Linked DNA regions of Homo sapiens: region 1 is linked to region 2. Evidence: chromatin loops called from intact Hi-C (ENCODE). Cell type or tissue: dorsolateral prefrontal cortex. All regions are shown on one strand. Links, peaks and the distances in the headings refer to the core of each region. The heading gives the core; the rest is flanking DNA. Region 1 overlaps SDK1 (sidekick cell adhesion molecule 1). Region 2 overlaps SDK1 (sidekick cell adhesion molecule 1).

Region 1 (15,903 bases), core at 4,328-12,327, 290 kb before region 2:
CCCAAGGAGCTGGGACTACAGGCACACGTCACCACACCCAGCTAATTTTTGTATTTTTAGGAGAGATGGGGTTTCACTATGTTGGCCAGGATAGTCTCCATCTCTTGACCTCATGATCCACCCGCCTCAGCCTCCCAAAGTGCTGGGATTACAGGCGTGAGCCACCCCGCCCAGCCCCATAGCATTTTTATTCATAATCACCCCAAACTGAAAACATCCCAAATGTCCCTCAGCTGGTAACAGATATCGAACCGCAGTCCATCTGTAATGTGGGACGCTGCTTCGCACTGAAAAGGTGTGAACTGTCGATGCACACGGCAACTTGGATGCATCTCCAAGAAATGGCGGTGATGAAAAAAATTCAGTCCCAAGAGATCGCATATGGTACGGCTCCATTTATATGGCATTGTGGGAATGACAGAATTATCAGAGTGGAGAACAGACTAGAAGTCTACACGGGTCAGCAAAGCAGCGGAGAGAGGATAGAGCTGGATGCGATCATCAGAAAGTAACACAAGAGGTCCTTGCGGTGATGGAAACGCTGTGTGTCTTGACTGTGTTAATGTCGTATCCTGCTCACAGTGCTGTTCTATACTTCCGTAAGCTGTCGTCATTGCAGGAACCTGGATAAAGGTACCCAGGATTGCTGTATTTTTCTTACAGCTGCATGTGAATCTGTGTTATCTCAAGAGCTTAGAGTAAGGGAATGAGAGGAGAAACATGGCACCCTCAAAGATTATTAGAGAAGGTTCTATTTCCAAAGATTAGAGGATTTCCAAGAGGAAACTACTCTGGAAAGGATTTTTAATTGCATTTAGGGAAGCCAGTGTACTAAGAGCTGAGACAATCAGTGCTCAGTGTAGTAATGATACAGCTACTTCCTAACTCCTTTCTGGGTGCTATAAAGACAAAGTTAATTGTATCATTACTATTTCAAAACAACTGAGGCTTTTAAAGTGTTTCTTAGGAGTGTTACAAGCCTGTCTGAAGTCCTGGAGAGCAATGAAGTGTAGATCCAGGAGGCTGCAGTCAATGCAGTGTGGTGGTTGAGAGACCAGGCCCTGAAATCAGACCTGGGTCAAATTTCGGCTCTACCAGTTTCTGGTCTTACGCCCTTTGGCAAGTTAGTTAATCTTTTGAGGTTTAATTCTTACATGTAGTATGAGAACTGAGAAGTAATAACTGTATCTATACTGAAGGAGTGTTATAAAGAATAAATGAGATAATTAACACAAAGCACTTCATAAATGCTCTACAAATGCCAGCTTTGCTGCCGTTGTTAGTATTATAATTAGAAGCAGGAGCAGTAGTGGTGCAGAGGAATCCAGAGACAAATTTCGTCTTTGTTTCTAACAGCATGATTTCTAGAAAGTCACTTAGCTTTGCAGACCTCAGTTTCCTCATCTAGAGTTTTAGTATGTTGGAGTAGATAGTATGTAAAGTATCTTCCAGTGTTTATCTTCTTGGATGCTACAGTGAACTTTTTAGAGGGAAAATACTACAGCGGCTGAAAGCACAGGCTGAGGAGTCTTTCAGGCCTCAGTTTGGATCCTGCCTCCATTCTGAGGCACACACCGCTCATGGCCAATCCATGTCCTGTGTCCTCTGCCTTCCTTAGAGTTTGCCATTTTGTTCAGAACAGCACTGTGAGCTCCCTCCCACCTCCCCGACCCTATGATGAATCATGATTGCTCTAGGACAGGTCAGCAGACTACTGCCCAAGGGGCCAATCCATCCATGTTCCCACCTTCTGCTATACTTGCGTTCCTGTAAATAAAGTTTTATTGTAACACAGCCACCCATTCATTTATGTGTCACTTGTGGTGGTTTTTCCAGTTCTACATGTGGAGTTGAGTAGTTGTGACAGGGATGGACCATATGGCCTGCAAACCCTAACTGTTTGCTATCTGGCCCTTTACAGAAAATGCTTGCCACCCTCTTTCCTAAGAACGTTATGATAACCCTGCTTCTGTCAGGTTTCCAGCTTCCCTTGCAGCTATGGGGACCTGATGATTCACCTCTCCCACAAAGATGTCAGCCCGAGCCATTGGAGCCTGCTATTCTCCCTCCTCCCTGTTCCTGTTGGATTGTGTGCAGTTGTTTCTAAGTCTAGTGCTTATAGGTGTAGCTACCATCCTGCCGTTATAAGACAGTAAACCTGGTACAAGCTAAGCAGGGTGGAACAGAGAGAGGGAGGGGCCTGCATTCTTGACAGACATTATCAAGTTCTTGTACTGGCTCTGGATTCCCTACGTGTAGTATTTTTTGTTATATGAGAAAATAATCTCTTGTTTTTTAAAAAGGACTTTTAAAATTATTTGTTGTGGCTGCCTGTAACTAAATGCCATCCACCTATTACAGACTTTTTACTACTGGTGAAATTTTGAACAAATTATTTAATTTTACTAGGCCTCAGATTTCCTCTCTGTTTCTTACTTTAGTAATGAGGATTAGGTTAGATGAAAAATATAAGGCTTTTGCTCCGTTCCTACTACAGAGGAAGCAAATAATTGGAAGTTATTATTTTTATTTCCCAATGAATCCATTCATAATTCTAAATTATTTTGAGTCTGTGTCTACACAGGCCCATATCTGCCAAATTACCTTTTGCAAAAAACCATGTTTTATTTAGAAATGCTTTGACAGCCAGAACATGTGTGTCTATTGCAAACAAAAATATTTTCAGTTTAGAAATACTTGTTTTGATCATCCGTGTGGAAATGAATGTTTTGTATTTGAGTTGTTAAGCTACAAAATATATTTGCTAAATGTTTTTGCAAAAATATTCATCCATTTCTTAGAATAATGCCTTAGAGAAGCACCCAGTGGTAATTATGTTCTTAGGCATGTTTATGACACAGAACAGATCGAACCTTTTGGAAAAATCTGGAATGGAAGCTGGGACTAATAGCCCAGTGACTCTAGATGCAGGGCGTCACCTACCTCATCACGACGCTAATGTTTCCAGGGCTTGCTAGTTGAATTTCCACATGACGATTAGCACAAATCCAGAACTAAATGACAGGTTATACTTCTGTCTCAAGCATCATATGATATTGATTTTTTTTTACTGTAACTAGAAATTTTTTTCCTGGAGGGTCATGAGAAAAATTGTATTTTTTGACAAAAGTATAATAATTTACTTGAGACTTATTGTTAATGTTCAGTGATAGTGGCAGGGATTTATCCTTTTATAATCCTTACATTGTTTCTCTTTCAAATTTTTCGTGTAGGGATTATAAAAATAAACCCACTGGATAGCTTGTACCTTTTGCTGGCATTTAGGATAAAGAGAAACCCAATAAATCTTGCGTCGAGTGGCCTCACTGATATTGATTGAATTATAAGATCATAGTATAGCTTTTACAGATAAGTCACCAGGAAGACATCACACAATGTTGTTTATAGAAAGTAAGAAAGCAGGTCTTCTTTTGTAAGATTCCATATTAATCTTAACCCCCGTAACATTATACTGATATATTTTTCAAGTTGATTATAACTCTCTACTACAAGGTCAAAATAAACCTTATATTAATAAAAACCATATGACTTGTCTTTAGACATCCAAGAAAATTTAAAAGTAATACTTTGCGTGTATATAAGAACTTTCATAATAGACAGTCTCAAAACACTTCAGAAATAAAATACACTCATATTATAGCCTGGATGTCTATAGGCATTCACTGGGCTAATGTTTCCTTCCAGGACTCTGTGACCTTCTAGAATTACTCAAAGACAGTGTGTTTGCCCTCACTGGTTGATTTTGTCCTTCAAAGAAAATTATTTGGAAGAAAAAATTTTCAACTTATTAGAGAAAAATACTCATTTCTCATTTTCTTATCATTTGACAGGAAGCTTACCAATTTATTGTAGATAATTACACCAATGTTTCATTCCTTAGAATCACCTTTCAACATGAATTCAAATGTATACGAAAAGCAATAGAGAATTCTGGACTTTAGATTTGCAAGAAATAAAAAGGCTCCAATTTTCTTAAGTTGTTATGATTACCACAGAGTAAAAAATGCCATAGAATGAAAATGTCTTATGTTGATAGGAAGAGGTCAGGGCTCTTACTCGAAGTACAAGATAAATCACAGGCTTAATTTTGGATCACAGTGGACCCCTCCCTCCACTTCAGCTGTGGAAATACAAAGAAAAGAGTTGCATTGAAGAAACAACTGGAGTCCAAGTAGCACTTTGCTTCCGTTACAGGACTTGGAGCATGTTATAAATGGCTCAAAAAGTAGGATACTCTCTCCCCTTTTCAGGGATCTGTATAAGGAGGCAGTCATATTCAAAATACAAAGTAGAAGATAAATGTTTTCTGCCGGCATGATATTTTAAAAGGAAAAATATGATTATCTACCATGATGCATTGTGAACTGATATTATTGATTTTTCCTCTTGTGACCTTGGTTGCACAGCACCAACACAAACACACACCCCTTGCTGGAAGGTCTAGTTTCAGGTGTGAATGCGTAGAAGTCAGAGATTTAAAAAATAGGGGGCTTGTAGTATTTGTTTTTGCCTTAATTAAGAGTTAATACTTGGCTTATCTACTTACTCATTCAGACAGCGTGGGTTGAAAATGTATTATAAGGCAGGTAATGTGAGGCAATGGGGGTGTCTTTAAGAAGGTAATAGCTTATCTGAGCCTTTTATCCTGCAGGATTCACTATGACCTTGCTTTTCCACTCCCCTCCCGCTGGGTCTTTCAGTCTGTCCCCCTTTATTTTTGCTTACTCATTCATGAGTATTCATTAAACTCCTACAATGTACCAGGCACTCAGAATATAGCTGTGAGCAAGACGGTTATGCTTCCTACTCTCATTTAGCTTATAATTGAGTTGGAAGACAGACATTAAGTAAATACTTATATTAATAATTTTATTGTAATTATGATTTCTGTTCAGAGACCCAACATAATTTCAAGTTTCCATTTTTTCTTAAAAAATTCTTTCTGATTCTAAAACTTTATAGACAACTAAGAAAAAAATAGGAATAAATCAGGAAAAAGTAACCTAAGATATCCCACCAGCCCAAAATAACTTGTTACTATTTAAAATGCTTTTTCTTGCACTTTTCTTTAGTGTGTATATGTGTGTGTCTGTGTGTGTGCACCTGTGCCCATGTGTATTTAGAATTTGGGATCATACTATATAGTTAGTTTTGCTATTCTCTTTAAATGATCATTAAACAGAGAGGATTTCTTATATTACATATTTTTCAATAACATATTTTAAGCTTGTTGAATAATTTGTATTTTAGTTATGTAGCATAAATTATTTGTTTATTTGGGTACATTTCAGTTATGTCCTTCAATTTTTGTGCTTATTTAAACTGATGTGATAAAAATATAAACTCTTGGCTACATGTTTTATTTAGTCTACTAGATAATCTAGAATTGGAATTACTTGGTCAAAGGGTATAAATATTTTTGAGGTGATTCATATATTTTATGAAACATTATAGAATATTTATACTCTTTGATCTATTCAATGTAATATACAATATGAAACATTCCCCTGTATTCTAGAATCGCATCGATTTATACATGCCTTCAAGTGGTATTTGTGTCGAGTTTACGTATCCTTGGCACCATCGAGTATTGCACTGGCAAATACATTTCTATTTTAATTATATATTAATATGATAGATAAAGGTAGCATCTTGGTAATTTAATATTTTCATTTATATATCATCCAGTAGTATTTCACGTGTGTACCTGTAATATTTGCCAGTTTTCTGTTGAGATGATAGCCTTTTTTACAAAATAAATGAACATATTTTAGACATATAATAAAATTTTAGATGCCATATTATATATTAATATGACTTAATATCTTATGTAATAGTGTAGACATATTTCTTAACGATATTAATAATTTTTGTTTTTTTACAAATAAAATGTTGTATACTCATTTATAATGCTACTTTGAGACTGTGTGGTTATATAAACACCAAATTTTTTTCTTCATTATCTCTGTTCTTTTGTAAACCTGTTTTTCTTTTACTAATTTCCCTTTTTGCATAAAAATGTCGTAATATTCATTATTCCAAATCCCTCTCGTTATTTGGTTTGTATTGTTTCATAGTGTTACTTCCTCATTCTTTGGACCAGTTTCAAAATCACAATGGACAGTTCAAAAAACATGTTAAGGATTTTGATTCGAATTACATTAAAAGTATAAATCGGTTTGAGGAGAACTGACATCTTTACAACATTGCCCCATTTCCTCCAGAAGTATTATCTGTCCGTCAGCTGATCCATGCTTTTCTTTGTATCTTCCTGTGACCTTTGATATGTTTTTTTCATAGATGCCATGTTTTTTGTGTGGCTAGATATTTTATATTTTTGTTGCTATTATGAATAGTTTCTTTTTATTGTTTTTTTCTGGCTATAATTGTTATCTTTCTCTCTTGGAGATCATCATCAACTAAGTGCAAGATAGTGACAGGAGGTCTAGTTTCACATCCCTGGAGTATCTGGGAATCTATTGTTATAGCCTCTAGATTCTGGCACTGGCCTATAATTTTTACCAGCCTAATCTCTGCTATCCCCTAGCTATGTATACTGAAGCTGCAGTGAACACCTGGTCCCCGCAGCCATCTCATTTTCTCCTTCCTGCACATTTGTCTCTGCCTTGACCCTGACCTCTGCCCCAGGACTGTGTCCATGCTCTGACACTCAGCTGCATGCTGCCTTGCTCCCTCACTCGTCCCACCTGCATGTGACTGACTCTTCCTCCAGACCTTTGTGGCATTTTGTTTGTATCTTTCTTGGGAGTATTTGTCATAGTTCACCTTTTATGATTTATGATTATACCTGTCTTGCCCAAAAGTGTGCCCGATTGGAAGGCAAATTGTAAAAGACTAAGCACTGTGACAATGGGAAAGTAATTTAGATTGCTCTTTGCCTCAGTCTCCAAACTCGTATAGGAATACTAAGTTGTGCCCTGCCCACTGCATAAGACTTCGTGAAAGCTCTTTGAGATGTGAGAAAGGCGAATCTAAGAGATGGCCACCGGGAGGTCACTTCCCCTCCTAGGTTGGGCAGTGCATGAAGGCAAGGCCTGGCTTTCACAGTACTTCATGCAGGTTTCATTTAGCTCAACACCCTCCTCTCATAGACACTCACAGTTAGATTGAATCAGAGGGTGGCCACGCTTGGCAAGCGGGGAATAGCAGCCAAGTTGTAGTGGACTTGGCCGTGTACAGAGAAGGATGGATTCCAGGTAGTGAAATTAGAAATTACACCTCAGTCGGGGACCTCTGGTTACCTCTGGCACTTACATTGGTCTGGAAAGAATGTATTTATGTTGGTGGGGGGGGAAAAGCATATGAAATTGAGACAGTAGGTGATCCAGTGGATGTTCTAAGACATTCCCTGGAAAACAATGCCACTGTCTTGGTGTGTCTGATGTTCTGGGGAACATTTGAAAAACATCCGTCTCTGGGCCACATCTCGAGTTTCTGATTCCATAGTTTGAGCCCAGGAACCTACGTTTTTACAAACATCCCTGGTAATTCCTATCGTAAGTTTGTGAACCATTGCACTAGAACAGGATTCTTAATAGTGACATGCAGGCCTTACTGAAAATGATTTGTTCTGTGGAATGAGAAGCTAACAAACACACGTACAAACACACAAGCACATTTCCTAGAATAGGCATTTCTGTTCTGTAGAATTTCTTCAAGTGTCTTCTTATTGATCTACCAAACATGAAAATATTTCCAGGATAGAAATGCTTTCCCAGAAAGCAGGTATAAAGGTGTTTCATTGGGAAACATATTAGAGACTCTACATATTAGAGACTAACAGTTGTTATGATGTGAATTTTTTCTGTATTACTACATAAGTCACTCTTTCTTAATTGCTAAAAATATTTATCAGTACCTGATCACAGAATTCTTACAAGACAGCATGGTCTACTTACACTAGGCGCCTCACACAGCAAATTAAATAAGTATTTCCGTCTAAGAATTTGCATCCTAAACACTTGCAGGAGGATAGGAAATGGATTCTGTCATTATAATAGGATTTAATTATTCCTTTCCATGATTTTAAATATTATGCCAAATAGATGCTCATCGTAGTATACAAGTGCTGAAGAATATGAGTAGATTAAAATCACTCATAATCCTGTTTTCTATAGGCACCCATAAGCATTTTCTCATGTCTTCTCTTTCTCTTACATATGTTTTTTGTTATGGAGTTCCTACTTGATAAGCTGCTTTGTAAAGATTTTAAAATTCAGATTATATCATAGGTGTTTTCATTTATCAAAAACTTCGTTAAATGTCCTTTTAATGGGTGCATAATAGTTTATTATATTGGAGGTACCATACTTTGATATGAATATCCTTGCAGTCAGAACTATAAAACATGGAGAATTACATTGTTAGTGCATTAAGCATTTCAACTCAACACAGTTAATTGAGACATTTATATCATGTGTACATTTTCCTTATAACATGCACTTATTATTCCGGTGACATAAATCTTCAGAAGTAAACAGAGAAGGCAACCGCTAGACGTAGCCTGTATGTGCAGTAGAGGGCAGAGGAAGACCAGCAGTGTAATCACCTGGAAGTCATCACCCAAATTACCTTATTTCATTCTGCAGTGATGACACAATCAAAGCTAATGAGCAATTTTACTTTTCACTTATTTCGGGTTTTGCAGCATTTGGAGTTGCTGACGCTCATTGGCTTCCTGGCATCTTCTTTTTTGCTTTCCTCCCACCGTTCTTCCCTGTTTCCTCCTTCGTTCCTCTCAGCCTCTTCTCCGCGTTCCGGTTTTCCCACTTGTCCCTTGTTCTTATGCAATACTTGATCCTCTTCTCACTCTAAACTGTCTCCTGGCTGATTTCCTCTTGCTCCCATGTCTTTAACTTCCTCCTAGAGATGATGTCCTGCCAACTTAAATCTTATTGCCACTCTCTCCACTGTGAGACTCCCCTAAGCTCCCACCACTCACTGTGGTCCTTGTTCAGATCCATGCTCCACTGTGTGATCTTGGTCATCCTCCACTCCTTGGATCCCCCAATCACGTGATCTCTGCTTGTACACATTGCACCGTATATGTTTGCTGTGCCCTGACGTCCAAGGGACACGTTGCATATGTGGAGAGCAGTGGCAAGGAATGATTGATTGCTTGATTGACCAGTAACTGATTGGATCACTAACTGATAGGCATGAAAACTCCTCCCTCACTAATTCCTATATAATCCTCATCTGAGCCCAGGATTTGGTGATGGTGCTCTGTAATATGTAGTCCAACTTTCTCTTTCTCACAGAGCTTACATTTCTCTGTGTTTGTGTGTGTGTGTGTGTGTGTGTGTGTGTTGTTACCTACATTTAAGGTTACTCAAAAAGCAGCAATAATTGTATCTTATGTAATTATTGTCTAAATTTCTAATCCTTTGGTGCCGATTTCTGAAACAATGTTAACAAAAGTAATCAAAGGATGAAATAATATATATTTAATTATTTTTGAGTTGTGTCAGTTCTTATATTAAATAGTGTATTGAATTTAGGGACTAAAATGTAATTATAACAAAGCAATTCACTCTAAGAACATTTGATTGTTTATAATACTGTAGGGTGTCTAACAGTAGATAGGAGACCTCTGATATTTACCATAGAAGTTCCTTTAAAAAAAAAAACTCATAAGTAATACGGTTTATGGAAAAATTCATCTTGTTTATGGAATGGTAGTGCGAAATAGAACTTGTATTTTAGAAATGCTTTAAAGATCTTGAATGAGATATACTCTCTCAGGTTCTTAAACATAAGAATCAGAATATGAAAGGCATGTTTTATTTTCTAGATTTTCCTTCTCTCGCCATTTGACTAATTCTTACAGTAAAAGTAGGGGAAGTGAATGAAGTGAACATCAATGATCCCATGCTAGGTTTGTTTATCTTACTTTTGGAAAACAATGATAATGATTCTGTGTAGGGCTGTGGTTTTTAAATTGCTTGTCTGCTAATTATAAGAAAAGCCAAGATATTGAAATTTGTGTAGTGCTAATTACTCATCCCTTTCTTTCCCGCTGCAATTTACAGTGTGTCTTCAGGGTGTCAGTCACTGATTTGGAGCTTCTGCCTCTGCTTCTTCTCAGCAATTAGGTCTCATCTTCAACTAATGGAATTGAGTGACGTTTAGCTAGTAATATGGGGAATCTGTCTTCAGCTCTGCTTCATTAGAAGTTGGTGCGAGGCCTTGAAAAAGGTTTCCTGTTTGTTGCTAAGACAATGTGATTTGAACTTACTCTAATACCCCTTTTTTTGAGTCATTTTTGTCTCACTGTCTTCTTACTGCTTGCCCCACATGATTCTTTGACCATCTTCATCCCCAAATCTGAATTTTGCCTTAAGCAAGATGTGCAAAAAGTACTTGGTTTTACTTCTAAAGCTGATGTGGTTTATAACTTACTCATTTCCTCTCCCCACTTCACTCCTACAGTAGGTTTTGCTGCTTTTATTGTTGTCACCAGTATTTCTATGTGGTAATGATCCTTGAATCTTATTTTGCTGATCATCAATCTGTGGAAGAGAAAGACTGTTAAAAGAGGCCTCTTAACTCGCACTTTCAGAAAGATGGAATTAGATGGACTTTTCCCTTTTTGTCCTGAGTACAGCTAAAAACTGTGAACATTATATGAAAAGCATAGGAAGATACTGAACAGTGGAGAGAAGAAGGCAGACAGACTGAGGACCTTGAGACCTGATGAATGGCACAGTGCTGGCATCTCTGAGCTTTCCGTTTCTCTCATTTAGCTTGCACTGGGTGTTGAGAAGCTAACAGTCCAGTTGCCAGTGGGCACAGACAAGAAAAGCACCCCCAAACCCTCCCCTTCCTCCCAAAGGACCACAAAGGAGGCAGCTTAGAATGACAGAAAACTTTTGGACAATAACCACTCTGCTATAGCCAAATACTACCGAAGAAAACTGTGGCCATATTCACAAACCCCCAAGCAAAGGCTGAGCAGGGAGCTTAGACTTTCAGCGTGACCCCCATCAGAATGGTAAGAAAGAAGGATGGGTGTGGGGCCAAGGCTTGTGTCTCCTCGGTGTGGTCACGCGTTCCCTCTCACGGTATTGGAGAGAGCACCTGAGGCGCCTGAACTTCCACCTTACCTGGTGCTGTCAGGGTGTCCCTTGTCCTCCCCACTGGGGTGATATCAGAAGAGGCCTAGTGGAGAATCAGGATTTTCCCATCTTCTCAGTGGTGACAAGGGCCCTCCTCACTCAGAGCGTCAGTGGAGGCGTATAAGGAGCAGTCACAGAACCCTCTGCACCTCTATCTCAGCTCAGGCTGCTATAGTAAAACACCACAAATACTGGGGCTTAGACAGCGGACGTCTATTTCCTCACAGTTCTGGAGGCTAAAAGTTCAAGGTCAAGGTGCTGGCCAGCTCATTTCTTGGTGAGGGCTTTCTTCCTGGCTTGTAAACAACCACCTTCTCGCTGTGTCCTCACATGGCAGGTAGAGAGAGAGAACAAACTCTCTGGTGTCTCTTCTTATAAGGGAACCAGTTTCATCATAAGTGCCCTGTGCTCATAACCTCATCTAACCCTAATTAGTTCCCAAATGTCCTATCTCTAAATGCCATCTCATTAGAGTTTAAGGCTTCAAAATACGAATCAGTTGGGGAGGACACAAAGGATCAGTCTATAATAACCTCCTACCCAGGAGAGACATCAGCAGAGAGGCCCAGGGGACGCTGGAGCTTTCACCCAAACCTGGGAGGAACAAGGAATCAACTTCCCACTCCCAGGTGTCAAGAGAGGCCAAGTGGGGCTCCTGGATGTCCACCTGCCACCTGGCAGAAATGAAGGGCGGCACTTCTCTTGGATTCCTACTAGTGCAGTGTCAGAAGAGGCCTGATAAAATAGAAGGCTAAAGTAACATACACAATCTCATAACATGATATCCCCTAATGTCCAGGTTTCTAGTGAAAATCATTGATCATAACAAGAACCAAGAATATCTCAACTTGAATGAGGAAAGACAAGAAACACCCACAACAAGATGATACAGATGTTAGAGATGTCCGACCAGCATTTTAAAGCCAGTCATAAAAATGCAATCAATGAGGAATTACAAACATGCTGGAAATAGAAAGAAAAAAGAGGCCATTTCATCAAAGCAATCGAAAGTCTCAGCAAAGAAATAGAAGAGATAATAGAGTACTGAATGGAAATTTTAGAACTAGAAAATTTAATAAATTCAATTAATCTTGATGATGTACTCAACAGCAGAATGGAGAGGACAGGGAAAAGAATCCGTGAACTTGAAGATAAAAAAAATAGAAAATACTTGATCTGAACAACAGAGAAAACAGACTAAACAAACAAACCTCAGAGCCTCAGAGATTTCTGGGACTACAATAAAAGATTTCATGTTTGTATAGTCAGTATCCAAGAAGAAGAGAAAGAGGGTAGAGTTGAAGAATTATTCAAAGAAATAATGGTTAAAGATTTCCTGAATATGGCATTTTAAAATATGGCAAATTCGTTGAAGAATTGTTCAAAGAAATAATGGTTAAAGATTTCCTGAATATGGCATTTTAAAACACATAACCTTTCAAGAAGCCGAGAGAATCCCAAGATCAAAGAAATGCACATCAAGAAACATAGTAGTTAAACTTCTAGAACTAAGGACAAAGAAAAAAAATTCTAAATGCAGCCAGAGAAAACAGTACCTGACATATAGGGGGAAACAATTTGAATGTCATCAGATGATCTCTCATCAGAAATTGTAGTGACCACAAGAAGGTGGCAAACATTTTTCACTTACTGAAAGACAAGAACTGTCAACTGCTAATTTTAAAGCTGGTGAAACTATCCTTCAGGAATGAAGGGGAAATTCAGACATTCTCAAATGAAGGGAAAACTAAAGGAATGTGTTTCTATAATACCTACCCTTAAAGAACAGGTAAAGGAAGCACTCCATAAACGATTTTTTATTTTTATTAAGATGAGAGTTATCTTGGGACATCAAGAAAGAAAAAAGAACAGAAAAAGCAGAAATATAGATAAATAGACTTTTCTTTTCCTTTTGAGTTGTCTAAATTATGTTTGTTGGTTGATGTAAAAAGTATAACATTGTCAAATGTAGTTCACAGTGATATAGAGGAGATGTTTATGACAGTCATACTTGGTGTAGGATAAGGGACTTAAAGAATGGTAAGGTTTTTATACTTAAACTGGTAAACGTTGATACTAACACACCATAAGCCTTGTGGATATAATGCAATAATTAAAGCAACCACTAAAAAGCTATCCAGAGAGACACAAAAATGCCATAGGTATGTCAAAATAGAATTTCAATAAAATGTTCAAGTAACAGAAAAGCAAAAAAGAAATCAGGGAAACAAGAAAACAGAGAACACCCACAACAAACAAACAAAAATGGTGAACTTAAGCCCCAGAATGCCCATAATTATAGTAAGTGTAAATGGTTTAAATACACCAATGAAAATGTAGAGACAATAGAGAAAAGTCGATTCATCTATACTTTTGCACTTTTTGTTCTTTCTTCTTTCCTTCCAGATGACCCCAAATACCTCCCACCTTTTTTCCCCTTATTTCTATTTTTTTGGTGTGCTTCCGTCAGCTATTCCTTAAAGGTGGGTATTATAGGAACCCATTCTCTTAGTTTTTCTTCACTGATAGGAGATTGGTAGAGTAAAGAAAAAAAATGTGGAGAGCGGACATCTTGTGGCTGTGTCGTGCGCGTGAGCCCCATAGGGCTGGGGAGGAACCAGTTGCCGCGCAGGGAGGAGGCTGAGGCTATCTACGTAGAAAATTCCAAGGAATCTATTTAAAAAAAACTCAGAATAAGTTCAGTAAGATCAACATACAAAAATCAATCACATTTCTATACAGTAGCAGTAAGCGTGGAAATTGACAGAGAATACAATACTGTTTAAAATTGCTTTAAAAAACACTTAGGTATAAATCCAACAGAACATATACAGCACTTGATGTTGAAAACTACAAAATACCGATGACAGAAATCAAAGTGCTAAATTTGTGGCCAACATGCCGTGTTCAACATGTCCATGTCTATAAAAAGTGGACTATGTGTCTATAAAAAGTGAATTTTTCCCAAATTGATGTATAGGTTTAATGTAATTCATATCAAAATCGTAGCAAGACTTTGTGTAGGTACAGAAAAGATTGTTCTAGTTGGGAGTGGTAGCACGTGCCTGTAGTCCCAGCTACTTGGGACCGTGGGGCAGGTGGATTGCTTGATTCCAGGATTTGGGGTTGTAGTGAGCTATGATCGTGCTACAGTGCCCTAGCTTGGGTGATAGAGCGAGACCCTGTCTCAAAAAAACCCAAAAATATAAAAGATTATTCTAAAATTTATGTGGTTAAGCAAAGGAGCTGGAATAGGTGAACAGTTTTGGAAAAGACGGATAAGGTACAAAGGATCACTCTATTCAATCTGAATTCTTACAATATAGGTAATGTAATAAAAACTGTGATATTGTTGTAGGGATAGACACATGAATCAATGGAACAGAATGGGGAACATAGAAATAGGCCCACATAAGTACAGCCAAGAGATTTTTGACAAAAGCATAAAAGCAATTCAATGGAGGAAGAATAGTCTTTTCAACAAATGCTGCTAGAGTGGTTGGACGTGCATAAGCAAAAAAAAAAAAAAAAAAAAAGAAAAAAGAAAAATTGTATCTTGACCTACACCCTAATCTTTATATAAAAATTTACTTAAAGTGTGTTGGATTAAGTGTGAAATGTAAAACTGTTAAACTTTCAGAAGAATAAACCTCTGGGGTTTAGAACTTAGTGAAGTGTTCTTAGACATGACACCAGAGACACAGTCCATAAATGTAAAAATTCAATAAGTTGGAATTCATTAAAATTTAAAACATCTGCTCTGCAAGGGGATGAAAAGACAAACCATAGACTGTAATAAACTATTTCTAAGCTACATATTTGAGAAAGTGGCCATATTTGGAATACATAAAGATTTCTCAAAATTCTACAATTAAAAAAATCTAATGCTAAAATGGGCAAAAGACGAGACATTTTACTATTGTACGTTTTCTTGTGGGAGCAAAGTAAATCTTTTTAAAAAGCAACTGTGTCTTTTTCAACTCACTTCTTGGAAGTGATGATGGAAGTGTGTATTCGTGGCTCCTGCAGAGGTTTTAGCTGGACTTTCCATACTGGACATGAATAAGCACCCCTCTCCCCCTCCACATTAGGGCCGGATAGCATTCACCACTCTCACCTGCTTAGTCTTCTGCCCCAAACTGCTTCATTCATACCTGCTTCTGGAACATTTTCTCGTACACTGACTCCAGCACAGAGGCTGTTCTTTCTAAGTTCTCCCTGAATTAGCAGTGATGAGATGCCTCATGACCCGAGAAACCTGGCCTTGGCTGTTCCCCATGTTGGACTAGTATTGGAGATCACATAGTTTATTGTTTCACTTGTCATTGACTAGAAAATAAATTAGAAAGATGGTTCAAGTTCAGCATTTTTACTCATGGTACTCCTTGACTTCTGCCTGTTTTGCAAAAGAGGGTCTGTAGATGACAAAAACATGAAAAAGACATTCAGTGGAAATGCAGATTGAAACCAAAATAAGAGATCACTAGCTATTAGAACAGCTAAAATAAAAAGTAGTGACAGTACCAAATACTCAGGAAGATGCAAAGAAATTGGATGTTTCATGCGTTGCTGGTGGAGATATAAATTGGTGCATCTAGAAAATATTGGAAAATAGTAGTTTCTTTAAAAAGTAAATGCGAGACTCTGTCTCAAAAAAAAAAAAAAAAAAAAATGTATGCCGACGATACGACTTAGTTCTCCTGAACGTTTGTCCCAGAGAAATGAAAACCTGTGTCTACACAAA
Region 2 (15,903 bases), core at 2,677-10,676:
TCCTGGGGCTGGGAACTTTCTAGCCCTTTACCCTGCATTATTCTGACTACATTCTATGACCTTCTGACACTAGACTCGAGATGTGTCTGTTTGCTGTTGAGCCCTCAATGCCTGGACCAGTGCCAGGTATACAGTAGGAACCTAATAAATGTCTGGGTAAGCCTCACTCCACCTACTGAGCTGAAATGAGACGGTGTCTTTTGCCCTACTGAGGAGGACCAATTTAGGAGGGCTCTGCCTTCATCCCCCCACTGAGAGAAGAGGCTTCTAAACTCCAGATGGTTCCATGAGGCAGCCTGTAAATTAACAAGACAAGTCATCATTAAATGCTGGTCACCCCTTGTTTTAGTAGCGTCTTTGCTCTAGTTTTCTAGTGCCATGGGGACAGGAGCCAGTTTCCAGGATGACTTCATATTCCCCAAAGCATCTTCCTGTATTGAGCACACCAGAGGGACCAGGCTCCTAAGGCCTTATGGATTGATTAATTGTTAAATCATTTAAAGACCCAATTAGCATTTCATCTCTCCTCCTGAAATCAGAGTCTAATTCTCATGGGCCTGGAGTACAGAGAAAACCCAATTTACAGAGCTGACTTGGAGACCCTGAGGCATTGGGAGAGGTTTCTTTCTATAAAACCAGTTCTGACAGAGCCCTCGTAAGGAGTGAAGAATTTAATACTGTTTCCCCCAGAGTTATCAAGCCCTGTCATCTTCATCCTCAGAGTGAAGTCAAAGAAGATGGGTTTGACCAAGTCATCATTTGTGCATTAAAGGGCCAATGCTTTTTATGTAGAAAAAAAGTACTTATCTGATCCTCTTCTGCCAGAGCAATTCCCCCTACAGCCACAATTTCACCAATTGCTTTCTTTCGAGTCTTTTTCAAAACTGTTTTTCTCACACACACCTTGCTTCATCTCTCTCCCGTACTGTTGGGTTTCCGTTACTGTTGTTGTTAATTTCTGATATTCCTGAGGTGTCCTGTGCCTGACGGTGGTTTTCCCCCTATTCTCTTTCAATTACAAAGTGACTCAGCACTGGGCTTCGCTTCCATTGTTCTCTGGGACCTCTTCCATTTATCAGCCTCTGTGCTTATCACTGTCTGTGAGTCACTCTACTGATCATTTATCTCCTTTCAAAGCTGGCAGAGTAATGCTTCGACGCAATCTATCCCCATTAGATAAGATTTTCTGAAATGGATTCAGAATATATTAAAGCCTCATTTATCTGTTATTGATGGGTTAGTCAAGGATCTCACAAAGCTTCATTTTCCAAATAACCAAAACTTATCATTTAAAGAAATAGTGGCTGGCCGCAGAGGCTCACGCCTGTAATCGCAGCACTTTGGGAGGCCGAGGCAGGTAGATCACGAGGTCAAGATTTCAAGACCAGCCTGGCCAAGATGGCGAAACCCTGTCTCTACTAAAAATACAAAAATTAGCCGGGCGTGGTGTTGGGCACCTGTAATCCCAGCTACTCAGGAGGCTGAGACAGAGAATTGCTCGAACTCAGGAGGCGGAGGTTGCAGTGAGCCGAATTGCACCACTGCACTCCAGCCTGAGCTACAGAGCGAGACTCCATCTCAAAAAAAAAAAAGAAAGAAAAAAAGAAATAGTTTATATTTCCAGAATAAGGCACGCCATCTTCTATTGCATGCCTCAGGTATTGCACGTTTGTTTTTGTTATTTACAAACTGGAGGTTTGCAGCAACCCTGTGTTAAGTAAGTCTATTGATGCAATTTTTCCAACGGCACCTGCTCACTTAGTGTCTCTGGTCACATTTTGGGAATTCTCACAATGTTTCAAACTTTGTCACTATGATTGTATCTGTGATGGCACTCCCTGATCACTGATCTTGAATGTTACTATTGTAATTGTTTTGGGACACCATGAGCCACGCCGATGTTAAGATGGCAAACTTAAGCTATAAATGCCTTGTGTGTTCTGACTGCTCCACCAACAGGCCATTCCCTGTCTCCCTCCGTCTCCTTGGGCCCCTGTATTCCTTGAGCCCCACAGTGTGAAATTTGGCCAGTTAATAACCCTGCAAAGGCCTCTGAGTGTCCATGTGAAAGAGAGGGTTGTACGTCTCTCACTAGAAAGCAGACTGGAAATGATGAAGCTTAGTAAGGAAGGCATATCGAAAGCCAAGACAAGACAAAAGCCAGGCCTCTTGCCCCAGTTAGCCAAGCTGTGAATGCAAAGGGAAAGTTATTGAAGGACATTTAAAGTGCTCCAGGGAACACACAAATGATAAGAAAGTGAAACAGTCTTATTGCTGATGTGGAGAAAGTTTGAGTGGTCTGGAGAGAAAAATCAAACCAGCCTCAACATTCCCTTAGGCCAAAGCCTAACCCAGAACAAGGCCATAGCTCTCTTCAGTTTTGTGAAGACAGAGAGGTGAGGAAGCTGCAGAAGAAAAATTGGAAGCTAGCAGGGGTTGGTTTGTGAGATTTAAGGAAAGATGCCGTCCCCATAACATAAAAGTACAAGATAAAGCAGCAGGTGCTGATGGAGAAACTTGGTAAGTTATTCAGAAGACCTAGCTAGGAACAGTGACGAGGGTGGCTACAGTAACAAGAAATTTGCAGTGTAGACGAAACAGCCTTTTATGGGAAGAAGATACCATCTAGGACTTTCCTAGTTACGGAGGAGAAATCAATGTCTGGTTTCAAAGCTTCAAAGGGCAGGCTGACTCTCTTGTTAGGGGCTAATGGAGCTGGTGACTTTAAGTTGAAGCCAACACTCATTTACTGTGCTGAAAATCTTAGGGCTCTTAAGAACGATGCTAAATCTACTTTGCCTGTGCTCTGTAAATGGAACAGCAAAGCCTGGATGACAGCTCTTCTGTTTACAGCATGTTTTACTGAATATTTCAAGCCTACTTTTGAGACCTGCAGCTCAGAAAAGAAAAATTCCTTTGAAAATATTACTGCTTATGGACAGTGCACCTTGTCATGCTAGAGCTTTGATGGGAATGTACAAGGAGATGAATGTGGGTTTCATGCCTGCTAGCACAACATCCGTTCTGCAGACTGTGGATGAAGGTGGACTTTTGACCATCAAGTCCCATTATTTAAGGAATATATTTCATAAGACTATAGTTGCCATGGATGATAATTCCTCTGATGGATCTGGGCAAAGTAAATGGAAAACCTTCTGGAAAGGATTCACCATTCTAGATACCATTAAGAATGTTTGTGGGCTGGGCGCGGTGGCTCACGCCTGTAATCCCAACACTTTGGGAGGCTGAGGTGGGTGGATCACAAGGTCAGGAGATCGAGACCATCCTGGCTAACATGGTGCAACCCCATCTCCACTAAAAATACAAAAAATTAGCCGGGCTTGGTGGCGGGTGCCTGTAGTCCCAGCTACTCGGGGGGCTGAGTCAGGAGAAGGGCATGAACCCAGGAGGCGGAGCTTGCAGTGAGCTGAGATCGTGCCACTGCACTCCAGCGTGGGCGACAGAGCGAGACAACATCTCAAAAAAAAAAAAAAGAATGTTTGTGATTCATGGGAGGAGATCACAATATCAATATTAACAGGAGTTGGGAAGAAGTTGATTCCAGCCCTCATGGATGAGGCTGGAGGGGTTCAAGGCATCCACGGAGGAAGTTGCTGCTGATGTGGTGGAAACAGCAAGAGAACTAGAATTAGAGGTGGATCCTGAAGATGTAGCTGAACTGCTGCAATCTCATGATCAAACTTGTCCAGATGAGGATTTGCTTCTTATAGATGAGCAAAGCAAGTGGTGTGGGACAGCATCTACTTTTGGCAAAGATACCGTGAACATTGTTGAAATGGCAACAAGGCCTTAGAATATTGCATGAACTTAGCTGGTAAAGCTGTGGCAGGGTTTGGGAGGATTGACTCCAATTTTGAAAGAAGTTCTACTGTGGGTAAAATGTTATCAAACAGCATCACATGCTACAGAAAAGTCTTTCATGAGAGGAAGAGTCCGTTGATGCGCCAGGCTTCACTGCTGTCTCGTTTGAAGAAATTGCCACAGTCCCCCCAGCCTATAGCCCCACCACTCCGATCAGTCCACAGCCATCAACATCCAAGCAGGACCCTCCACCAGCAAAAAGACTGTGACTCACTGAAGGCTCAGATGATCACCTTTTTTAGCATGAAGTATCTTTAAGGTGTGTACATGTTTTTTAGACATAATGCTATTGCACACTTAATAGACTGCAGTAGAGTATAAACAGAACTTTTATATGCACTGGGAAACCAAAACGTGTGTGACTTGCAAATTGCAATATTCACTTCATTGTGGTGGTCGGGAACTGAACGTGCAGTATCTCTGAGACATGCCTCTCTATCACAAGGCCCTTCACATTATGAAACAGGTGATATTGAACACAAGAGATATTATCAAGGGGATTTTCACAGAGGGGAGAGACTGAAACTGGGAAAAATCAATATTTCCTTCCAATGCTTGAGTCCTGTGATTTACCAAAATATCACACTTTGCCCTGGGCCATCACACTGAGTGTGACTTTGAGCCAATGGAGTGACTTCGGGGGACAGTCGCAGAGAAGGACGTGTGCGTCTCTGCACATCACGGGCACTCAGGTCCTCGGGCACTGCCAGGCGGGTAGCTCTTGCCGCCTACACTAAACGCCTCAAGACTAGTTTGCTTTCTAAGTTTTTAAGTATTTGTTTTTAATCTTTTAAAAAATCTTTTTACATCCCTCAATCTCAGGCTGTTGCGACCGTTTTTGCTGTTGGGTGTGCCTGCTTCGGGTAGATACTTCTCATCTGTTGCTTGTGGTCTGCTGGCAGGGGGAAAATCTGAAACCACTCTGACTAGAATCACATCCTAGCTGAGAGGGGGCAGAGGGATGGAGGGACATGTGTGAGCATATTCCAGGGACTGTGAGAGCTGACCCCTGGAGGACAGAAGCTGCCCCGTGAGTAGCCTCCATTTAAGTGAGTGTCTGCAAAGCACTGCAGCCTCAAGAGAAAGGCAGTCCACCCACCTGGCAGATGGGTTGTTTCTGTGTGCACTCTCACCTTGGGCTAAGAGAAGCGTGATTTGAAATCAAGTGCAAGAGGCCGCATTTTCACCTCTGTGAGAAAGACAGACTTTTAGAATTTAGAATTCGATCAAACATAACCCCCTTGAGGTCATCAGAGAAAGTGTGCAGAGACACAGCAGCTTGTCAGGGGCCACAGGTCACCCATTTCTGTTGTCTCCCAGGAGCCTGTTCACATCTTATAGCATATGGTCACCTGGCCCGAGAATGTCTGTTTTGCAAGGTTTGTCCTGAGCTGGCTGTACAACCCTCTCCTGCCCTGGCTTCTCTCCAACTCCTACTGTGTGTGTCTGCAGAGCTGCCTGGCTCCTCGAGCCTCTAACCCACCTTTAGTTTCACGGCCTATCTCCCATCCTGACTATTACAGATGGTCATCTGACATTGTGTCCAGTCTGTGAGAACGGCTTCCAATGAGCTGCCCTTGGGGTCCCAGAACCAATGTCAAAAAGACATCCCAGAAATTGTGAACATAAGCTCATTGCTGGTCTCTCTGTGCAGGCCAGTGCATTTTCCCTCAACCCTGTCTGGCCTCTCTGCCACCCAGGGCAAATCCTGCATTCCTACCACTCTCACCGACCCCAAGCCTCCCAGAGTTGAATCACTGGCTGCATGGTTGAACCTAGTCCCCAGCCCCCTCCACTCCCCAGAGGTCAGAAGGCTGAGCCGTCACCACTGGCTCAAAGCCCCAACCCTCTTATCCCCATGACTGGCCTTCCCAGCATGGCCAGACCCATCCTGGAAGGATCTTGGGGCCCACCATGAGTCCACCCAAGAAGCATAAGCTCAGCTGTGGTCTGAGAGGTTCACCATGGTGGCGAAAACCGTCCCAGTCACTCAGGAAACTAAAACAGTCTGGAAGTTCCATCTCAGATCAGATACATTCTTTATGATAAACCATCTTATTTGGCTATATCTGTCAGATTTATTCATATTTTCTTTTCAGGTGGGACTTTTTCAACAACTTTGGTTTGGTTTCAGACCACACCGATTCAGATTGCAGCAGGGGGAATAGGAAATGGGGCTTGGGAGGAGTAGAATTGATAACTGGCATTTCCGCCTCTAATGGAGATTCGGTTATTGGAGAACTCAAATAGAAATGACAGCTCTGCCCAGGTGCAGTGGCTCATGCTTATAATCCCAGCACTTCGAGAGGCCGAGGTTGGGGAGGATCGCCCAAGGCCAGGAGTTTGAGACCAGCCTGGACAGTATAGTGAGGCCCTGTCTATACAAAAAATAAATAAAAGAAACAAACTATTCCTTTTCTGATTCAAAACTTAATTCACAATTAAAGAGAAAACAAGACGACATCCTGGGCTCGCATTTATTCTTTATCGCACTAATGTACAATGTAGTTGCAGTCTACATTAGAAATATTAGTATGCTTATAAATGGTGCGTATGGGTTAGAGCTGTTTCTTGGGGAACTGAAAGCTCAAAACAGCTTAATAAATTTCAAAATGTAATGAGTACATTTTTAAAATTAAAAATATCAAGTATAATTATGGCTTTGTGTTCTGACCTGTGTGGGTCAGCAGTACCTGATGTCTGAGAGACCAAAAGCTGGTTAGCGGTGACCCGGGTCACACTCAGCATCCCCTCTTCCCGGCACTGCCTGGCAGCGTTTATGGAGGGGCAGCCATCCAGGACAGCCCCGGAACAGGGTCCTGCTCCGGATTCAGGAGACGTGAAGGTTCAGTACAGGGCCCGGGCAGCTCATGGTTTTAAGGTTGTAGACTCAGCCTTGGTAGAAACCATGTAGTAGGGTTTTGCAGCTTTGTCACTGGTTAAGTCCCAGTAAAAACTTTTTTTTTTTTTAACTAGTAACTTATTTAAAGAATTTATTCGCTTTAATTGCATTTCCATTTCATAGCCTTGCTGATGTGTTCTTTACCATTTCCATGGGATTTTAGTGAGTGGTTTCACCACACTTCCTCCAAATCCCCATAACTCCAGCAGAAGACATAATGACAATGTAACCTCATGCTGTCAATAAATGCGGCAACTGTGTGGTCTAAGAATACATGCAGGCATTTTCGCTCATAACTCTAAATGGCTAGTGTTGGAAACATTCCCGTTACATGTATCGGGACTTTTCCTGCATATGTGGCATTTCCATGACCAGCTTCTAGTTGTAAAAAACAAATTGTTGACCACGTTTTCTCAATTAAATAATGTATGTGTAGGCCGGGCATGGTGGCTCACGCCTGTAATCCCAGCACTTTGGGAGGCCAAGGCGGGTGAATCACAAGGTCAGGAGTTCAAGACCAACCTGGCCAAGATGGTGTGAAACCCCATCTCTACTAAAAATACAAAAATTAGCTGGGCATGGTGGCAGGCGCCTATAATCCCACCTACTAGGGAGACTGAGGCAGAGAATTGCTTGAACCCAGGAGGCGGAGGTTGCAGTGAGCCGAGCTTGCATCACAGCACTCCAGGCTGGGCGACAGAGCGAGACTTGGTCTTATAAAAAACAGAAAATAATAATGTATGTGTAAACGTCTGCGTCCCCTCCCCCTATTTATGTGACAGCGTCAGTACTTGTTTTGGTAGCTAGCATAAGGGTTCCATGAAATTATGACCAGAAAACAAAGTAACACTGTGAATAATGAAGCTGGGTTTTGTGTGTCCTTTTCTGGGGGGAAGAGAGTTAATATTTGTGTTTGGGCATATTTTATGTTATTCATTTCCCAAACATGACACAGCAGGACGGTCTGCTGTAAGAGCTCAGGCTCACCATGGATTCTGACATGTGTTTTCCTCTTTTTCCTTTTCATCCCATTCAATTCAAGTGAACTGCCTCATTCACCTCAGAACCTCCTGGTCAGCCCTAATTCTTCCCACAGCCACGCCGTGGTGCTCTCTTGGGTCCGGCCCTTTGATGGAAACAGTCCTATTCTTTATTACATCGTGGAGCTCTCTGAAAACAGTAAGTAGCAAAATGAAACTGTCACCATGGACGATAATCAGATTTTTGTGTGTGCTCTTAATGTCCTTAACCTTTACTTCTGGGTCAGACCCAAAACAACTACTAAAATGCTGTAATGCTTTACAGGGTTTCAAACACAGCCTGCCCTTTAGGAAAGAAAAAACCATGCAGGACCTGAGAGAGGGAAGGGAAGAAGTCCTTAGTTAGAGGGGCTCTTGGTGGAGAGTGGATTTGGGGCCCCATGGGAGGGCTGTGCACACAGGGCTGCCCCGCACAGTGTCACTCCCAGGGCGAGCTGGAAATGGGTTAACAATGCCTGCCACCTGGGTGACTTGAGAGTTCACCGTCGCCGCCACTGCTCATGTCTGTGGGAGGTTTTCTCCGGTGTAGACGTGGTGTCAAGTGTTCAGCACCCTCTTCCTGACTCACCTTCCAGGACCCCTCTGCCCATTTACCGCCATCCTTGGAACTCTTCTACATGAAACATGCTCCTTCCGTGGGCCACTCACAGCCTTGGCTCTCCTCCAGCCGCCAAGCCCTCCTTCCCTTCTCTTCCCAGCTGGCTGGGTGACGTGTGCCCCGCCGTGTGCACCCACTCACGCCTCTCCGCTCTCCCTGGAATCTCTTCCTGGGAAATCGCATGCACTCCTGTGATTTTAAGTGGCATATTTTCCTTGATGACTCGAACATTTGTATCCTTCACCCAGGATTCCAGGATCACTTATGGGGCCCAGCAACTTGACATCTGTATCGGGTTGTCTCACGGCCTCTCCAGCTTAACTTCTTCCCACTGCATCCATCTTTTTAATGTTTTTTTTTTTTTTTTTTTTTTTTTACCTCACTCCTGCAGCCACCCAAATCTCTGCTCCCAGCACCCCGCATTTCTATATTCCTCTGCCAGAACCCTAGGAATGGTCCCCAATTCCTTTCCCTGGACCCCAGCCCCCACCTCCACACCCCCTGCATCAGCAGTCCTATCAGTCTGTTAACTAGGATTCTGATCCCTTTCCTCTCTGCCTCAGACCACTGGTACCTCTCGCCAGGACCACTGCAGCAGCCTTCCAGCCGGCCCTGTTTCCTCATCCAAACCATTCACCTGCCAGCAGCAACACTGATCTTCCTGAGATATACCCAGACCAGGCCACTCCCCTGTCCACGTCCTGCAGGGGTTCCTGCTGCGTGCAATATAGAAGCCAAATGCCTCGCTCCCTGTGCAGCCTCGGGTCACCCTGGGCTACTGTGCTCTTTCTCCACACCGGTCAGCCACACGGGACACATGAAACTCAACACGGATTTTATGTTGACTCCCTGAATGGGCCAAATATCTCATCTCATGGCATGTTCCTTCCCCTGGAAACCCATAGAGCTAGATTGTCACCCTTCATGATAGATAATCCATTACCTCCACAAAGAAGCTCTCCAGCACGCCAGCCCGATTTCACCTTTTGTTTTTTGTTTGTTTATTTTGAGATGGAGTCTTGCTCTGTCGCCCAGGCTGGAGTGCAGTGGCATGATCTCGGCTCACTACAACCTCTGCCTCCTGGGTTCAAGCGATTCTTCTGCCTCAGCCTCCCGAGTAGCTGGGACTACAGGCACCTGCCACCACGCCCAGCTAATTTTTGTATTTTTAGTAGATATTGGCCAGGCTGGTCTCAAACTCCTGGCCTTGTGATCTGCCCACCTTGGCCTCCCAAAGTGCTGGGATTACAGGCATGAGCCACCGCGCCTGGCGTCCAGTTTAACCTTTTAATACGTAAGCTGCCGGCCTCCCTCTGTTATCCTATCTGTATTAGTCGGTTTTCACACTGCCAATAAAGACACACCCAAGACTGGGCAATTTACAGAGGAAAGAGGTTTAATGGAGAACTCACAGTTCCACGTGGCTAGGAAAGCCTCACAATCATGGTGGAAGGTGAAAGTCATGTCTCACATGGCGGCAGACAAGAGAAGACAGCTTGTGCAGGAAAACTCCCCTTGTACTAACCCTCAGACCTCGTGAGACTTGCTGTCAGGGGAACAGCACAGGAGAGACCTGCCCCCATGATCCAGTTACCTCCCACCGGGTCCCTCCCACAACTCATGGGAGTTCAAGATGAGATTTGGGTGGGGACACAGGTGACCCACATCACCCATCATTTATTCCAGATGAGGGTCTCCTTCCCTGAGCCTCCCCCAGGCAGAGCCAGATGCAGGTATCCTGGCTGTTAACACGATCCACTTTATTCGGCCTGTGGTTGTCTCTGGATGATACTGGTGTTCTAAACGGGTCCCTGTTTTCAGGACACCTAGGAGTGGTGCACTCTCGGGTACCCTCCCCTGAAACCCAGCTCCCCGTGGGTCCCTGGTGCTGCTCACTTTTCTGGGCAGATTCAGCCTGAGTTCTGCCGTGGCTCTTCCCAGCTGATGTCAGCCTGTACACGCCCCCAGCAATTATTGAGATAACTCACTTTATTTCTCCTAATTACCTTTCTACACCCTCGCCCTTCCCTGGGGGTTCCCTTCTGATAATACTGCATGTTCACACCACAGCCACACAGTTTAATCCCCATTTCATAGCTACGGGAATGGATGTGCAGAGGCTGTAAGTCACTGTCAACTGCCCAGGGTCACATGGCGATGGGAGGGGAAGATGGGATCCCTGTGCTGTCTGACTCCAGAGCCGGTGCTCATGACGAGTGTCAGGCATCCGCAGAGGAGCCTTCGGAAGCAGAGTGTGCTGTCCTGCACTACAGCGGGGCTTCAGGGAGAGGCCACACTTGGGCGTTGGTCTGTGTGGACGTGGAGGAAGCCACTCTGTGAATCTGAAGAACCATTATTTGAGTTCTGCACCACGCAAACCAGTTCACCGAGGGAAGGCCCAGAGGCAGTATGTTATTCCGGGTCTTAGGCTTCTAAGGTTACACCTTCCAGTCCTGGGCACCACCTCGGAGTGAGGCCAGAGTCCAGGCCCTTCTCCCCCTTGCAGGGGCATCTCTGAGGCCGGAGTCCAGGCCCTTCTTCCCCTGCGGGGGGCCTCTGCAACTCCCACTCGGGCCTCTTTCCTCCCAGAGATGGGGCAGGATAGAAACCAGCGTGTGTGCAGACGGCCATCTTAGCTTCCATTCAACGGCTCTGACCGAACGGGGAAGGCCAGGGTGTTACTGATTCAGATAACTTCTGAGAGTACAGAAGAGTTTCCTGAGGATGGCGTGGCCATGCTGCCTGTACGTAAAACAGGACTTGACAGTGATCTGGACGGAGAGAATGGGACAGGGGAGAGCTCGTGTCATCTGAATTCTGGTTCGCATCCACCCTAAGGACAGCCCCCATCAGGCGCTGTCGCCTCGGGCTTCAGGACTGTGTCTCCTTTGTCTTCGTGCTCCTCATTCCCTGCACTTAGTACGTACTCAGCAAATGAGGTGAAATTCATCTCTCCAGTGGAGTCCTCTTGTGATGCACTGAAAATTACAGTCATGGACCGTCTTCCAAAACAGAGGCATTCTACCTTCCCCCGTTTCCATGAAAGAAGGCATGGCTTTGAGATGCCTGGCCAGCGCTCTTCTCAGCTGATGGCATGACTGGCTCCTCCAGCCAGTTAGCTTGCCTCCATGAGAAGCAGGTTTCGTGTGTAACTATCCAGCCAGCCACCTACCTGTTACAGCGGTGAAGCCAGCTGGGCATCTGCTCTGCACTCTGCTGGGTGCTGGGTGCAGAGCTGACGTGATCAGTGTCCACTGCGAACAGCAAGGAGACAGTCAGAGGCATCGATGCAGCCTCCACGTCGCACGTTCCCGGCTAGGTACGTACATAGTGATGTGACTGTATAGAAGGCAAGTCAGAGAAAGTCTTCAAAGAAGATGTGACATGAGACCTGGGCCAGACGGGCGACGAGGGACAGCATCAGCAAGGACCCCTCAGTGCCAGGCCCCCAGGCTCAGTGGGAAACAACTGCCCGTGAGATGGGGCTGGGGCGTTGCTGGCGGCGTGTATTGGTGTTACCTGGGAAAGTTCTTCCTCCTTCTTGGTGGCTTGGATCAAATATCACTTCTGCAAGTCCCATTACGCCCAGGCAGAAATGGCTTTTCCCTCCTCAGGGCTCCCTTGCTGTTCTACATGCTTCCCTTTGCGCACCTGCGACGTAACTCCTGGCTTGTGTCCATCTCCTGGCAAGACTGGGAACCCCTTCAGGGCAGGTGGGGTCCCTGTGTTGGTCCTCTGTGCTGTGACACCAGCACAGTGCCTGGCACACACAAGATGGCTCTGTAGGTGTCCAGCTGCTTAATTTCACTCAGAAGGGGACAGAGAACGTCAGTCACCCATATTAGCCTCTGGCTCTCCTGAAGCTGGCCGACGTTCCCAGCTGTCTTTCCTTCAGAGCCTGGAGTGTGGGTATTGTGGCATGCAGAATCTAGAGTGGGTACCATGGTTGCCTCCTGCCTGTTCTGATTTCCACTGTGTGAAGGAAGCCCGTGACCTTGGCTGAAGCAGCCTGTGCTGCTACCAGCTGGTTGGTCCGTGTCTTCCTGCTGTGGCAAATAGGAAGAGTACCACCATCATCTGGGCCAGTGGTCTGGTTTTTATTTTTATTAGCAACAAATGCCCTTAAGAAGCAGCTGAACATGCTGGCTAATTAGAGCCAGAAAGAACAGCTTAGCAGCAAGTGCACTAAAATGGAAATTGCACTTGGCCTCCACTCAGCGTGTGCAAGTGGTCAGCACTAAATAGCGCCATCTACTAGGTCTGTCCCTCCGGCTACTTGGGAGACACTCCACAGCCAGCTCCTCCTGGCAGGCTGACTGGGATGCCATTCTCCTGGAAGCCGGGGATCCTGCAGGGGCCAAACCCACATGGTTTAGTGGCCGAGGCAGGCACTTGATAGCCTCTGCCCTGACGACATTCCTGCCACTGCAGAAGGGCCTCTTCCGAGCTCTGTGGAGCAGAGCCTGGGGCTTGAACTGAGCCTGCACCCATGTACGGGACTCAAGGTGCATCTCTGGATGGGAGATACACGTGGCCCTCTGCAGGCATGCCAGGGTTTGCCTCTCTGAGAAGTTTGATGGTTCTCCTGTCCCAGGTGCCTGTTTAGTAAGCCTGGGACTCAGAGAGGGGCAGTAGTGTCCTAGGCCTGGGTCAAGGCACCCACCTGGTGGATTGAGGAGGGCAGAGGGTCAGGCCAGGTGGCGGATGAGGGAAGCCTGGGGGATCCCTGCATTGAGAGAGTGCAGGGATTCTTGATGGCTTGACAGTGGGGACCCTGTGACCAGGCTGAGAATTCTGTTGAATAATGAAAGCATTTGGCCCACTCTCTAAAATGCTTATCGATTATGATCAAAAATGATCTTTCTTTGAGATTATTATGATCCTGTGGAGGGAGACTGTCAGGTAAGAATTGTGAAAGACTTTGCAGTGTGCCATAAAAAGGATTACTGAGTGTCTCATCTAGCGCCCTTCAGGGTTATCTGATTCGATAGGGACCCGCGCTTTCCATCGTCTTTGGGCTACTTATCTCTGTAAATTGTAGAAATCTTATAGTAGTGCACTTTGAGTAATGCAAATTTCTTTTCCAAAGAAATGCAAATAAATGCAAATTTTATCCTGTAGAATATAAATATGGCTATTGCTCTGCAGATACTGACCCGTTTTGCATCTATTTATAAATTCATTTTTGCACTATCAATATGTTGTGGGCTGTTCACTTTCTCTTTTGATACAGTTGAAACGTCTTACTGGTTCCCTCATAAATTAATGACAACTAAAATCTTTGATACATGTTGATTCTATCGTTGCATTAGAGCCGTTATTTTACCTTCTTAAAAATTTATTCTTTCACATGAGTGAGTCGGCATTGCACAGTGTTAGAAATGGAGATTTTCGTTTAATGCAACAGTTGCCACCAGTTTCCACGGCAACCTTGATATTTGGGAGAGGCCATCCTAGTTCTCAAACTGAGCCTCTGCGTGTTTTCCTTGGGCTGGACAAAGGCGTCCCATGGCTGAAACAGAAGAATGGTGGCCTTCTACCAGTTATCAAGAAAAATTAAGTCTTTTTCTTATGATTTTTTTTTCAACCTTAACACCTGCTGTTGTATGTCTTGTGGTAAATGCTTGCAGGTAACAAACATATTAAACATTCAGAATCCTTCATTCTACTCAGTCCTACGGTTAGTTTTTTAATAGGATGAGTGTTCGTAATTGTGATTCCCTATTATACCTTGTAATATTTAAATTTAATTAAAATGTAAAATACATTTGTACTTTTTATTATTCTAGTTATGCATGCTGATTAATAAAAATTTAGAAATCCCTTAAAGCACAAAGAATAAAAACGATCACTACAGTCCCACATATGTTGAAAGCCAGCCCTGCACCCAAGCCCTTGGTCCCTCCTCCAGCCCTTCCTCCAGGACTTGGCTCCCTCTTTATTTCCTCTCTGTGTTCTGTCTTCAAAGCTCTCCCTCTCTCCTGGCTTCTTCTGCCTCAAAGGACTGAGCTCTGCTAATTACCTGCACCTCCTCACTTCTCACGCATTCTATCTACTCTTCTCTCCTGAGGCCATATTGTCGTTGTTGTAAAGGACAGAGCCAGTGAGCTCCACTGAGTCCACATCCCCTCAGCTTCTCTGCAAGCAATGCTCTTGATCACTCTCCCCACACAGACCTCCTTGTTCCCAGGACTTGGCTTAAGTCTTTCTCTTCATTCTTCCTTCTTATTTTCTCCTCTCTATCCATTTTCTCTGACTCATTGAAGGCTCTATTTCCCCTCCTGCCCCTAAAATGTTGGCATTCCCTGCTTTGTCTCACTCACACACTGGTCTTCTTATCACACATGCTTTTCTAGGGATCTCATGTTAGTCCATGGTTCACCTTTGACCCACACACCATAAGTCCCTCATGTGTATTTCTAACCTAGACCTCTCTGCTAAGCCTCAGATTCTTGTAACCAAATGTCTTCCACACATCTACACCTCCATGTCCCAGGGCTTATCAGACTCCAACTCTAAAATAGAACTCATCATCTGACCCCAAAGTTGTTCCTCTTCCAAGTTAGAGATAATGTCCAGGCTGGGCGCAGTGGCTCACACCTGTGTTCTCAGTACTTTGGGAGGCCGAGTCAGGAGGATCACTTGAGGCCAGGAGTTTGAGACCAGCCTGGGCAACATAGCAAGACCCCATATCTACAAAAAATTAAAAAATTAGCCAGGTGTGGTGGCTCATGCCTATAATCCCAGCTACTCAGGAGGCTAAGGTGGGAGGATCACTTGAACCCAGGAGTTCAAGGCTGCAGTGAGCCGCGATCGCACCAAGGCACTCCAGCCTGGGAGACAGAATGAGACTTCATCTCAAAAAAAAAAAAAAAAAGAGAAAAACATAATGTAATTCTTGACTCCTTCACCATTAATTCTCTCCAACAAATCAATCAATAAATTTTATAGGGTTTACCTCATGCATTTTTATCAAATCCACTGCCCTGCCCTTCTTTGTTCCTGCCACCACTGACCCTAACTGGCTGTTGCCCATCACTGTGATCCATGGATCTGGGATCCTCAAATCCATCCTCCCTTGAGCCACCAGAGCGAGCTCAGTAGTACAGGAACCTCACTGAGTGGTTTCCCCTGCCTGAAGCCTTCCAGAGGATCTGCAGAGAACCCACCGCTGGGGCTGGGCAGGAAGGCTTCAGGAAGCCTGGTACTGTAGACATGGCCCATGTCCTCCCTAGGTTGCCAGCCCTACTTCTTCCGTATAGAGGTTCTCGTTCCCTGAAGAGGGGATTCTAGGCTTCTTAGCATGGTAGCAGCACTGTTTACTATCTGACCACCCCCTGCCTCTCCGATTTATCTCCAGCCACTCACCATTCTGCTTTCCTTACTTCAGCAACAAGGCATTCCTCCGGATTCCCTGGGCACACCAGATATTCAGTGCCACTGCACCTTTGCTCACCGAATCTGGGAATTCTCGCCCTGAT

What was found. A loop is a pair of places that touch in the nucleus more often than their neighbours do. Peaks named below come from ENCODE experiments on the same cell type or tissue, not always from the same donor. Only the 100,000 strongest peaks of a DNase experiment are listed, where the experiment ranks them.
Region 1: it touches region 2 in a loop (2.6-fold over the local background); 2 of 110 quality-filtered maps call a loop at or near these places.

The regions. Positions count from the first base shown.
Region 1 is chr7:3,687,251-3,703,153 of GRCh38, forward strand. The region is part of intron 4 of SDK1 (sidekick cell adhesion molecule 1); the gene reads left to right. Among named protein-coding and RNA genes, the nearest start is that of SDK1-AS1, 340 kb to the left of the region's middle. In dorsolateral prefrontal cortex, for the core only: a CTCF peak has its summit at 8,573 (motif pointing right); no DNase peak of the experiment used is centred there.
Region 2 is chr7:3,979,360-3,995,262 of GRCh38, forward strand. It overlaps SDK1 (sidekick cell adhesion molecule 1), which reads left to right. Exons shown (of 45, transcript NM_152744.4): 14 at 7,827-7,963. Among named protein-coding and RNA genes, the nearest start is that of SDK1-AS1, 640 kb to the left of the region's middle. In dorsolateral prefrontal cortex, for the core only: no CTCF peak of the experiment used is centred there; a DNase peak (open chromatin) is centred at 6,662.